3 separate regions of the Homo sapiens genome follow, and regions 2 and 3 are each linked to region 1. Evidence: chromatin contacts called from ENCODE Hi-C or POLR2A ChIA-PET data. All regions are on one chromosome and are shown on one strand. Each heading gives the region's core, a stretch centred on a gene start or an enhancer-like site at or near the end of the contact. The rest is flanking DNA. Distances are from core to core; before and after follow the strand shown.

Region 1 (3,106 bases), core at 514-3,013:
TGAAGGTTGTCCAAGCCTGGTTTCCCACAGTAAGCAAGCCTGAGCCCTGGGTTTGTAGGCAGCTAGTTTATTTACAGAAGTGATTCTAGAGAAGAGGCCTGAGAGACTAAGAAGAGTTAGACAAGGAATAAGGGACAGTTAATTGCAAGAGCATCTTTGAGCCTGGAGTGGTGGCTCACACCTGTAACCCCAGCACTTTGGGAGGCTGAGGTGGGTGGATCACTTGAGGTCAGGAGTTCAAGACTAGTCTGGCCAACATGGTGAAACCCTATCTCTACTAAAAATACAAAAACTTAGCCAGGTGTGGTGGCGGGCACCTGTAGTCCTAGCTACTCAGGAGGCTGAGGCAGGAGAATGGCGTGAACCCGGGAGGCGGAGCTTCCAGCGAGCCGAGATCGCGCCACTGCACTCCAGCCTGGGCAACAGAGCGAGACTCCGTCTCAAAAACAAAACAAACCAAACAAACAAACAAACAAAAAACCATTTATTGAGCATGTATTAATCACCAGTCTCAAAGCTAAGAGTTGCCAATCTAGAAGGGAAGGGATATATATATATACATAAAAATAAAATTACAAATTGTGTTATGTATTATGATGAGAAGTACAGGATGCTGTGAGAATGAGTAACAGGGATACCTGATGTTTCTTGAGTGGAGGTTGGAAGATTAAGTGAAATGTGAGTTGAGATATGAAAGATGTGTAGGAGTTAACCAAGTCAAGGTGGGGGGAAAAGTTCCCTGCTGAGGGAATATCAGGTGCAAAGAAAACATTTTTAAGTGGAACGCCATCGTATGTCATTTTCTTTCCCATCTTAAAGCCCTTGGATTTCCTTCTGGAAATCTCTCTCCTAAGATCTGACCTTCCCTTGGCTGGTTTCTCTTTCAGATTTTTAAAAAAAAATTTTTATTTCCACAGGTTATTGGGAACAGGTGGTATTTGGTTACATGAGTAAGTTCTTTAGTGGTGATTTGTGAGATTTTGGTGCACGCATCACCCGAGCAGTATACACTGAACCCAAGTTATAGTCTTTTATCCCTCCCCACCTTCCCACCCTCCCCTCGTCCCCCTCCCCTGTTCCAAAGTCCCATAAGTCATTCTTATGCTTTTGCATCCTCGTAGCTTAGCTCCCACTTATATGTGAGAACATACGATGTTTGGTTTTCCATTCCTGAGTTACTTCACTTAGAATAATAGTCTCCAATCCCATCCAGGTTGCTACGAATGCCATGAATTCATTCCTTTTTTATGGCTGAGTAGTATTCCACCATATGTATATATCAGTTTCTTTATCCACCTGTTGATTCTCTTTTAGATTTTAATTTAAATAACATCTTAAACAGACTTTCACTATCAATCCTTACTCCCCTTACCTTACCTTATTTTGTTTTCTTCCTAATACCTATCACTGATTTAAATGTTCATATTTCTTTGTTTAAAGTCTCCCTACTTAAACGCATGCTCCAAGACGTCAGAGTTTTTGTTTTGTTTTACAGATTTAAATGCTGAATTCTTGGTGCCTGGCATATAGTAGTTGCTGAATGAATGTTTGTTGAATGAAGGAACAATGCTTGGCGCAAAGTCAGAGCTTAGCAAAAGTGATAGGCAGCAGAGCTGACGGGCTGAGGGGCAGCTGCGTAAACCTCTGCTTTGGGCGCCACAAGCCACAAGCCGGACCACCACGTGCGTACAGGGGCAGCGCCGGGGGCGTGGCGGGGGCGTGGACGCCCACCCGGAACCCTAGAGCGGCGGCGGCAGCGGCTTCCGGCCGCGGCGGACACTTCCCTGGGCGGGACTGTCTCGTGGCACCCGGTGGAACCGAGGAGAACGTGGAGCGCCGGGAGCGGCGAATATGGACGACTACAGCCTGGATGAGTTCCGTCGGCGCTGGCAGGAGGAGCTGGCGCAGGCCCAGGCGCCGAAGAAGCGGCGACGGCCCGAGGCTGCCGAGAGGCGGGCTCGGCGGCCGGAGGTGGGCTCCGGGCGCGGCGAACAGGCCTCGGGGGACCCGGCGCTGGCCCAGCGTCTCCTGGAGGGCGCGGGGAGGCCCCCGGCGGCGCGGGCGACTCGGGCCGAGGGGCAGGACGTAGCGAGCCGCTCACGTTCTCCTCTGGCCCGCGAGGGCGCCGGGGGCGGGGAGCAGCTGGTGGACCAGCTCATCCGCGACCTGGTGAGTGGCCGTCGCCTCCCCCCCGCCCATGCCTGCGCCGGCCCCCGCCCCCAGGACAAACCCCTGCAGTGATTTGGAGAGTAACTGTGTGCCACTAGTTGCCCGAGAAAATGAGTAGACGCACAAACACCAATGTTTGTGCTTGCATAGGGGTCTTTCTGGAAGCAGCACTTCCCAACCAGGGCGATTTTGTTCCCCCAGATGTGGCAGTGTCTGCAGACATTTTTGGGTGCCTCATCGGGGTGTGTATGTGTGCATGTTACTGGGCATCTAGTGGGTAGAGGCCAGAGATGCTCCTGAACATCCTACAGTGTACAGGACACCACGCACAAAAAAATTATCCAGGACAAAATATCAGTAAGTGTGGGGTTGAGAAATCCTGCTCTTGAAGGCTACCTAAACTTTGAACAAAGGTTGCCTTTGAAAAGGAGGACCCAGATGATGGATAGGAAGTAATTTTACCTTTGTATACTGTTTGCACTATTTAATTTTTGTAACCGTGCACGTATTCAAAAAAATTATCTCAGAAAAAAAGGAAGAAGAGGAGGAAGAATCTCCTGGGCACTTTCATTAGGATAGAGTTTCTTATCTTTTTGTGGGGCGTGGATACCTTGGAGAATCTGGAGGAAGCTGGGGACCCTGTGTCCGTTAAAAATAATCCCCTTCAGAAAGTTGGGAAAATCAAGAACACCTGAAATGCATCCGTGGCTCCCAGGTTAAGAGGACAAGGCTCCAGGTTCTAATGGTTTGATTTAAATTAGGCCCAAAGGAAGTCCCTACAGCTTTACAATTGGGAACCCACTTTTTTTTTTCCTGTTTTTTTTTTTTTTTCTTTCTTTCTTTCTTTTCTGAGACAGGGTCTTGCTCTGTTGCCCAGGCTAGAGTGTACTGTTGCTCTCCCGGCCCACTGCAGCCTCAAACTGCCTGGCTCAAGCCA
Region 2 (3,115 bases), core at 2-2,501, 1.1 Mb after region 1:
CCATAACTGCCATCACATACTTGCCACTGTCCCTCTGCTGTGTTCCTGAAGCAGGTGACAGTGATGTAATCCTATGCAAAGAGTATTGCTACCTCCTAATCAGAACACTGCTGACCCCAGGCCAGCCTCAAAAATCCTCCAGGATTTTTGTCTTCCTCATCATGTTAAAAGAAAAAAAAAAAGAAAAGACTTCAATATGGATGCTTTGCATGCTCATTGCTGGAAAATACAGACCAGGCCAGGCGCAGTGGCTCACGCCTGTAATCCCAGCACTTTGGGAGGCTGAGGCGGGTGGATCACTTGAGGTCAGGAATTCGAGACCAGCCTATCCAACATGGCAAAATCCCATCTCTACTAAAAATACAAAAATTAGCCAGGCGTGGTGGCGCGCGCCTGTAATCCCAGCTTCTCCGGAGGTTGAGGCAGAGAATCGCTTGAACCCGGGAGGCAGAGGTTGCAGTGAGCCGAGATAGCGCCACTGCACTCCAGCCTGGGTGACAGAGCAAGACACCAAAAAAAAGAAAAGAAAATACAGACCAACAAAAAAGAAGAAAATAAAAGTGATCTAGAATTCTCCTCGCCTCAGGAAAAAAACCTAAAATGTTGATATCGATTCTCCTCAGTATCTCAGATCACAAGGACCTTGTCCTCTGTGTTCATGAACTAGACCTTCCAGCGACACAGATTAACCCAACTGGAAGTTTCTGTTTGTTTTTCTCTGGAGTCGTTTTCTGGAGGTTGGTTCCCTAAACTTTTTGGGCGAGGGGCACGGATTCCGGAGATAGGTAGGTTGCAGTTGTGTTTGTTTGGGGTTGTTTTCATTTCCAAATATTCACCTCCCAGCTTGGGGGCCGAGAGGTATCTCAAGCCTTCTTTCGCAAAGGCATCTATATTCAAGACCCAGCCGTTTTACTCGGTGTTGTTTTTTTTCTTAGATTTTTTTTTTTTTTTTTGAGCCCCGGCAGCTTTTGTTCCTTTGAATTTAAGTGTTTGAAGCTTGGCGATGGCAGGAATTGGCTTTGGCCTTGAGATCTTAATATGTAATGATGACTGGGGCTGCAGGGGGCCCTGCCTCTCCCGCTGCCCTGCTCTGGAAGCGCCTGGGTATCTGAGAGTTCAGAGCAGGCTGGAGGGGCGGAGCTTGGAGGGACGCTGGCGGCCCGCGCCTCCGGTAACCTAGCAACCGACGCCCTAGCAACGCGAGGGGGCGGGACCGAGGGAGGAAGTCGGAAACTGGTGGCCGCGTCTCGCGAGAGTTGCTTTTGCGCGCGAACTGTAAGTGCCAGGGTCTCAGGGTCAGGTCGCGGCTGGTCACTGTGCAGGCGCTTGGGTGACGCGACGATCTCAGCGGATCTGGTCACCTTCGTCTCCCCGCCATGGAGACCTCAGCACTCAAGCAGCAGGAGCAGCCCGCGGCGACCAAGATCAGGAACCTGCCCTGGTAGGAGGAGGCCGAGCGGCGGCGGTGGGCAGAGGGGGCCAGGCGGCCGCGCGGGGAGGAGGTGGCTGGGGTGGCAGGTGACCGGACCCCAACCCGACCTCTTCCCGTCGTCTCCAGGCCTGCAGCCGGGACCGACCTGCAGAGGTTTCCCCCGACACCCCCCAGCTACCCAGACTCGTCCGTTCTGTTTAGGGCTTTTGCCAGTTCTCACCCTTTCACCCCCAGCTCCATTTGCCGAAGAAGAAGGCGGCTTTCGCACCTGGTGACAGCACAGGGGTTCGATCCCGCGTCTCCTGACGCCTGCAATGGCCTCCATGCCAAAATGCCCTCTTCCCACTCTTCAAAACCTGCGATGCGACTATTGGTCACATTTTAAACTAGTAATAACGCTCCCTGGTCAACTTTTATTGAATGGCATATTATTAGATTAGCAGACGCCCTGTTAGATGTTCGATCCTTACAAAGACCGTAGGAGGTAGGCACCGCTTCAAATTTTACACAGGAGGAAACTGCATTTTAGAAAGATGTAATGACTTCCCTATGGTCCAAGGGAGAAAATTGGCTTGGAGGTGAATCTAGGAAGTCTGAATTCAGATCTTGTACTCTTAACCATCCTACTTAAACAGCTATGTTCTCGCAATGCTTCCAAGACTTTGAAGCAATTTGGCTTGGCTTCGAAAAGCTGCAAGTTGTCATTGTCTAGTAACTAGTTCAATTTGTCTTTATTGTGGTTAAAAAAAACCCAGAAGATTGACAGTTGTAACTATTTTATGTATTTACGTATTTTTTTTTTTTAGAGACAGGGTCTCGCTCTGTCGCCCATGCTGGAGCGCAGTGGTGTGATCACAGCTCAGTGTAACCTCAAACATTGGGGTTCAAGCCATTCTCCTGCCTCAGCCTCCGAAGAACTGGGACTTTTAGAGGCGAGCTACCAAGCCCATCCTGTAACCATTTTAAAATGTACAATTCAGTGGCATTAAGTACATTCAGAATGCAGTGTACTGTTGTGGAGTCTTCCCGCTATCTAGTTCCAAAATTTCATCACCCCAAATGGAAATCCTTTACCCATTGACAGTTACTCCCCATTCTCCCCTTCCTCTAGCCCCTGGCAACCACTAATCTGCTTTCTATCTATGGATTTGCCTATTCTGGACATTTCATGTAAGTGGAATCCTACACTATGTGGCCTTTTGTGTCTGGTTTCTTTCACTCAGGATCATGTTTTCAAGGTTCATGCATGTTGCTGCTTGTATCAGTAGTTAATTTCTTGTTATGGCTGAATCATATTCCATTGTATGGACAGAAGAGATTTTACCTATCCATTCTTCTGTTGAAGTCTATTTGGGTAGGAGTTCAGTTTCAAATGCACTTTGCAATAGTAGGTGCCCATCAGGTTGAGATTATAGGCAAACAGCTGGAAAGATGAAGTTAGAACAGAGTTTTCAACCTCAGCACTATTGACATTTTGGGCCAGATACTCTGGGTGGGTTTAGGGGAGCTGTCCTGTGCACTGTAGCATGTTTAACAGCATTCCTGGAGACTACACACTGAGTGCCATAGGACCCTCTGCCCACCTGTGACAACTAAGTATGTTTCTAGATATCACTAGATGTTCCTAGGAAGACAAAATCACCTGTGGTTGGGAACCACTGGTCTGTTCAAACTTAAAGTGCT
Region 3 (3,008 bases), core at 446-2,945, 1.5 Mb after region 1:
AAACACGGGTCTCCAAAAGGATCCCTGTCCCTTTCAACTTCTTGTGGAGGGGGAAGTGGGGGAGGTTTGAAGAAGCCCCTTCCAACTTTTCACCTGACCTTTTCATTAAGATCAGGAAGCCCCTCGCTTTCAAGACATCCACATCAGACTCTAAGGAACGAATGCGAAGCCAGCGGGCCAGTGAGAAGAGGTCAGGCCGCGCAGGTCTCTTGATCATTCCAAGATCTTTGTCCTGCAGCCAGCCCCACCAGCCCCTCCAGCTCCTCCAGCCCATGCGTTTCACTTCAGAGATGTTTCATGACATAATCCGGCTCCGGAGTCCCCCGGAGTCCCGGGGGCTCACACTCCACCCTCAGGGAGGTCGCTGATGCCAGACCCTGGGAGCACCTCCCCGCTCCACTCGTCTGCGCTGCAGCCGGTTCCTATTTGCCCGACGCCGCGACTGCGACCCAGGCTCCCCGCCGCAGCCGTTCTTGGGGGGGCTCCCGCAACTCAGCGGGCGCGACCCCCCGCCCGCTCCCTCGCTGCTCACGCCGGGCCCCCGCTATGTGACTGGGGGCCCGACCCGCACCCATGGGGCACCGCTCCTCCCTCGGGGTCCGCGCCTGCACCCGACGCTCAAAGCCCCTCTCGGAGTCCCACGCTCGCATGCGCTGTCCCGAGCCCTCTGGGGGTCCCCTCCTCTCACCCCGCTGTCCTGGCCCCTCTCGGGGTCACCCTGCTCCCACCCGCTGTCCCGGCCTCTCTCTAGGTGTCCTGCTCTCAGCCCCGCTGTCTCAGCCCAGCCCCCTTCCGGGACCCCTCCTCTTCTCCCACTGTCTTGGCCCTTCCTGGGGTCTTCTCACACTCTGTTCTAAGCCCTCTGGGGATCCCCTGTCTTCACATCCCCTGACCGGTCCCCTCTCTTTACTCTGTCCTGGATTCTCTCTGGGTCCCCTCCCCTCACCTCGGGGTCTCCTCTCCCCGGGTGCTGTCCCAGCCCCTCTCGGGGTCCCCATCTCTCAGACTCTCAGTGCCGGCCCCTCTCGGGGACCCTTCCCCTCTCCCCGCTGTCCCTGACCTTTTCTGGGACCTGGTCCTTCAGGGGACCCCCTCCCCTCATCCCCCTATCCTAGTGCCTCATGAGGCACCCACCCCTCACCCCACTACCCCAGCCCCTCTCCGGGTCCCTTCCTCTCACGCGCACTGTCCCGGCCCCTCTTGGAGACCCCTCCCCTCAGACTTTCAGTCTTGGACCCTCTCGGAGTCCTCTCCACTCAGAGCCACTGCCTCGGTCCCTCTCGGAGTCCCCTCTCCTCACCCGCTGTCCCGGTCCCTCCCGGGGTCTCCTCTCCACAGTCTGCACTGTCGAGCCCGCTCCCGCAACTCCCCTCACTCTGCCTGGGGTCCCGCCGCCTCGGCTCCCACTGTCATGCCCCGCGCCCCGGTGCTCTCACCTCAGACCTGCTGTCACCACCCCCGGGCCCGGCGCCGCCGCCGCCGCTTCCTCTCCCACACTTGTTCCTGAGTCGCTCTCCTGTGGCTTGTTCCCCGGCGGATCCTTGGGTCCGGTCGCTGAGTGCCGGATCCGGCTGTGCGCAGCCTCTGCTCGCGGTCTCGGCGTTGCGTCCCACTCTCCACGCAGGACCCCGCCGCCCGGCGCCACAAGGACCCTCCCGCGGCCGCCGCCGCTGCTGCTGTCCGAGGTGCGGCTCCTGCCAGGGGTGGCCAATCGCACCGGACTGCGCCGAGCACGCCCCGCCCCACCGTCTCAGTCCGCCCGCCCCCTGCCCCGGACCACGCCCCAAGCTCGGCTCCAATAGGCTCTCTACTGACCTTCCCTGATCGCGGGGCACAGGGCCGGGGCCGTATATAGGTATTTGATTGATGGAGCCTGGGAAGCCGAGCGGTCGATGGAACCCGAGGATTGGCGGAGTTGTCGATGGGCGGGACAGGGCAGGGCGGGGTCTCCTCAGACGCGGAAGACCTTGCAACTTTAGTAACCTACGGGCCCGCCTGGGGTGCGGTCAGTCTTGTTTGTGCTGCTCTCCGGTCAAAGTTCATGGCGCTTCTCCCCACGCCTTTACTTTTCTTGGGAGATTCCCAGGGACCACCATGTTAGAGCCTTTGGGGAGGACCCCAGTCTCTCGCTAGACCTTGCACAGCTTTCTTAGTAATTCTGCCATGAACTAATATAGCATTAATTTGCCCAGGATTTGTAAAAATTTCCTGGATTTAAACCATTTCTTTTTAAAATCTCTTGCAAGGGAGTTGCCTCTCCTTGAATTGAGTTCAGCAGCCGTCAGTTTGATACCGTTGGGGGAAAAAAAATCTATATACAGTACTAGGTGCATACTTTGCCCAACTAAGCGTTCAATGCGGGGCACATTTTGATAGGTGCAAGGACAAAGCTTTAGAAATTTTCAGTTTGTAGGTTTTTATGACAGTAGGAAGACTGTGGTAGGGGAACCCTATTATTAGCTTAACAAGGTTTCAGCAAAGCTATTCAATATAACCTTTTTCCAGGGCCACAGGTTTTAATGATTCTATGTGAACGTGTGGCCAAAGGATAACGAGCTTTGACCCAGGTTTAACATGTGATAATCAGAGACTCCTCTTGATCCACGCTAAAGGATAGTGCCTGCCAGGGGTGAAAGTGCATCATGCTACTAAGACCCATTTGTGTTATTTTTGTGAAACTGGATATGCTGATCAAATCAACACCGGAAACAGAAAACTGCTTTCCTTACTCTTAACGCCAAAAGTAAGTTTATGGACTTTAGAATTTAGCATTTTATGAAGAAATTGTCTCAGGAACACATTTTGATCCTAAGTTTTGTCAGATGTATACAGGCCTTAGTTCTCAGAGAACCCTCGATTGTTAACTTTTTAACTCCAGCTGACAAAATGTGTTTGTGTTCTAAACAGTATACATGTTTCTTCTAGTGTTTTAAGAATCATACGCCATTCATCACCTGAGGTCAAGGGTTCCAGACCTGCCTGGCCAACATGGTGAAATCCCGTCTGTA

Evidence for each region. A loop is a pair of places that touch in the nucleus more often than their neighbours do. ChIA-PET counts read pairs that join two places held with the same protein, here RNA polymerase II (POLR2A). Pooled maps may share reads with other maps.
Region 2: a pooled map shows a loop between it and region 1 (4-fold over the local background). The contact joins the promoter of RFC5 here to the promoter of FBXW8 in region 1. A Hi-C loop is called at or near these places in 1 of 37 single-sample maps with no recorded cell type and 2 of 50 pooled maps. POLR2A ChIA-PET finds 5 or more read pairs at or near these places in 1 of 52 experiments (HEK293T).
Region 3: a loop to region 1 is called in a pooled map, with 5 times the contacts of the local background. The contact joins the promoter of TAOK3 here to the promoter of FBXW8 in region 1. A Hi-C loop is called at or near these places in 1 of 168 maps with a recorded cell type or tissue (naive thymus-derived CD4-positive, alpha-beta T cell) and 6 of 50 pooled maps. POLR2A ChIA-PET finds 5 or more read pairs at or near these places in 1 of 52 experiments (activated T-cell).

Annotation. Positions count from the first base shown.
Region 1 is chr12:116,909,187-116,912,292 of GRCh38, forward strand. It overlaps FBXW8 (F-box and WD repeat domain containing 8), which reads left to right and starts at 1,764. Exons shown (of 11, transcript NM_153348.3): 1 at 1,764-2,169. The coding sequence starts at 1,852. RefSeq lists silencers at 1,592-1,811, 1,972-2,231.
Region 2 is chr12:118,015,452-118,018,566 of GRCh38, forward strand. RFC5 (replication factor C subunit 5) reads left to right here and starts at 1,252. Exons shown (of 11, transcript NM_007370.7): 1 at 1,252-1,441. The coding sequence starts at 1,377. RefSeq lists an enhancer at 960-1,129 and a silencer at 1,494-1,543.
Region 3 is chr12:118,371,212-118,374,219 of GRCh38, forward strand. TAOK3 (TAO kinase 3) reads right to left here and starts at 1,696. Exons shown (of 21, transcript NM_016281.4): 1 at 1,437-1,696. RefSeq lists silencers at 536-625, 726-785, 1,570-1,819 and an enhancer at 2,140-2,189.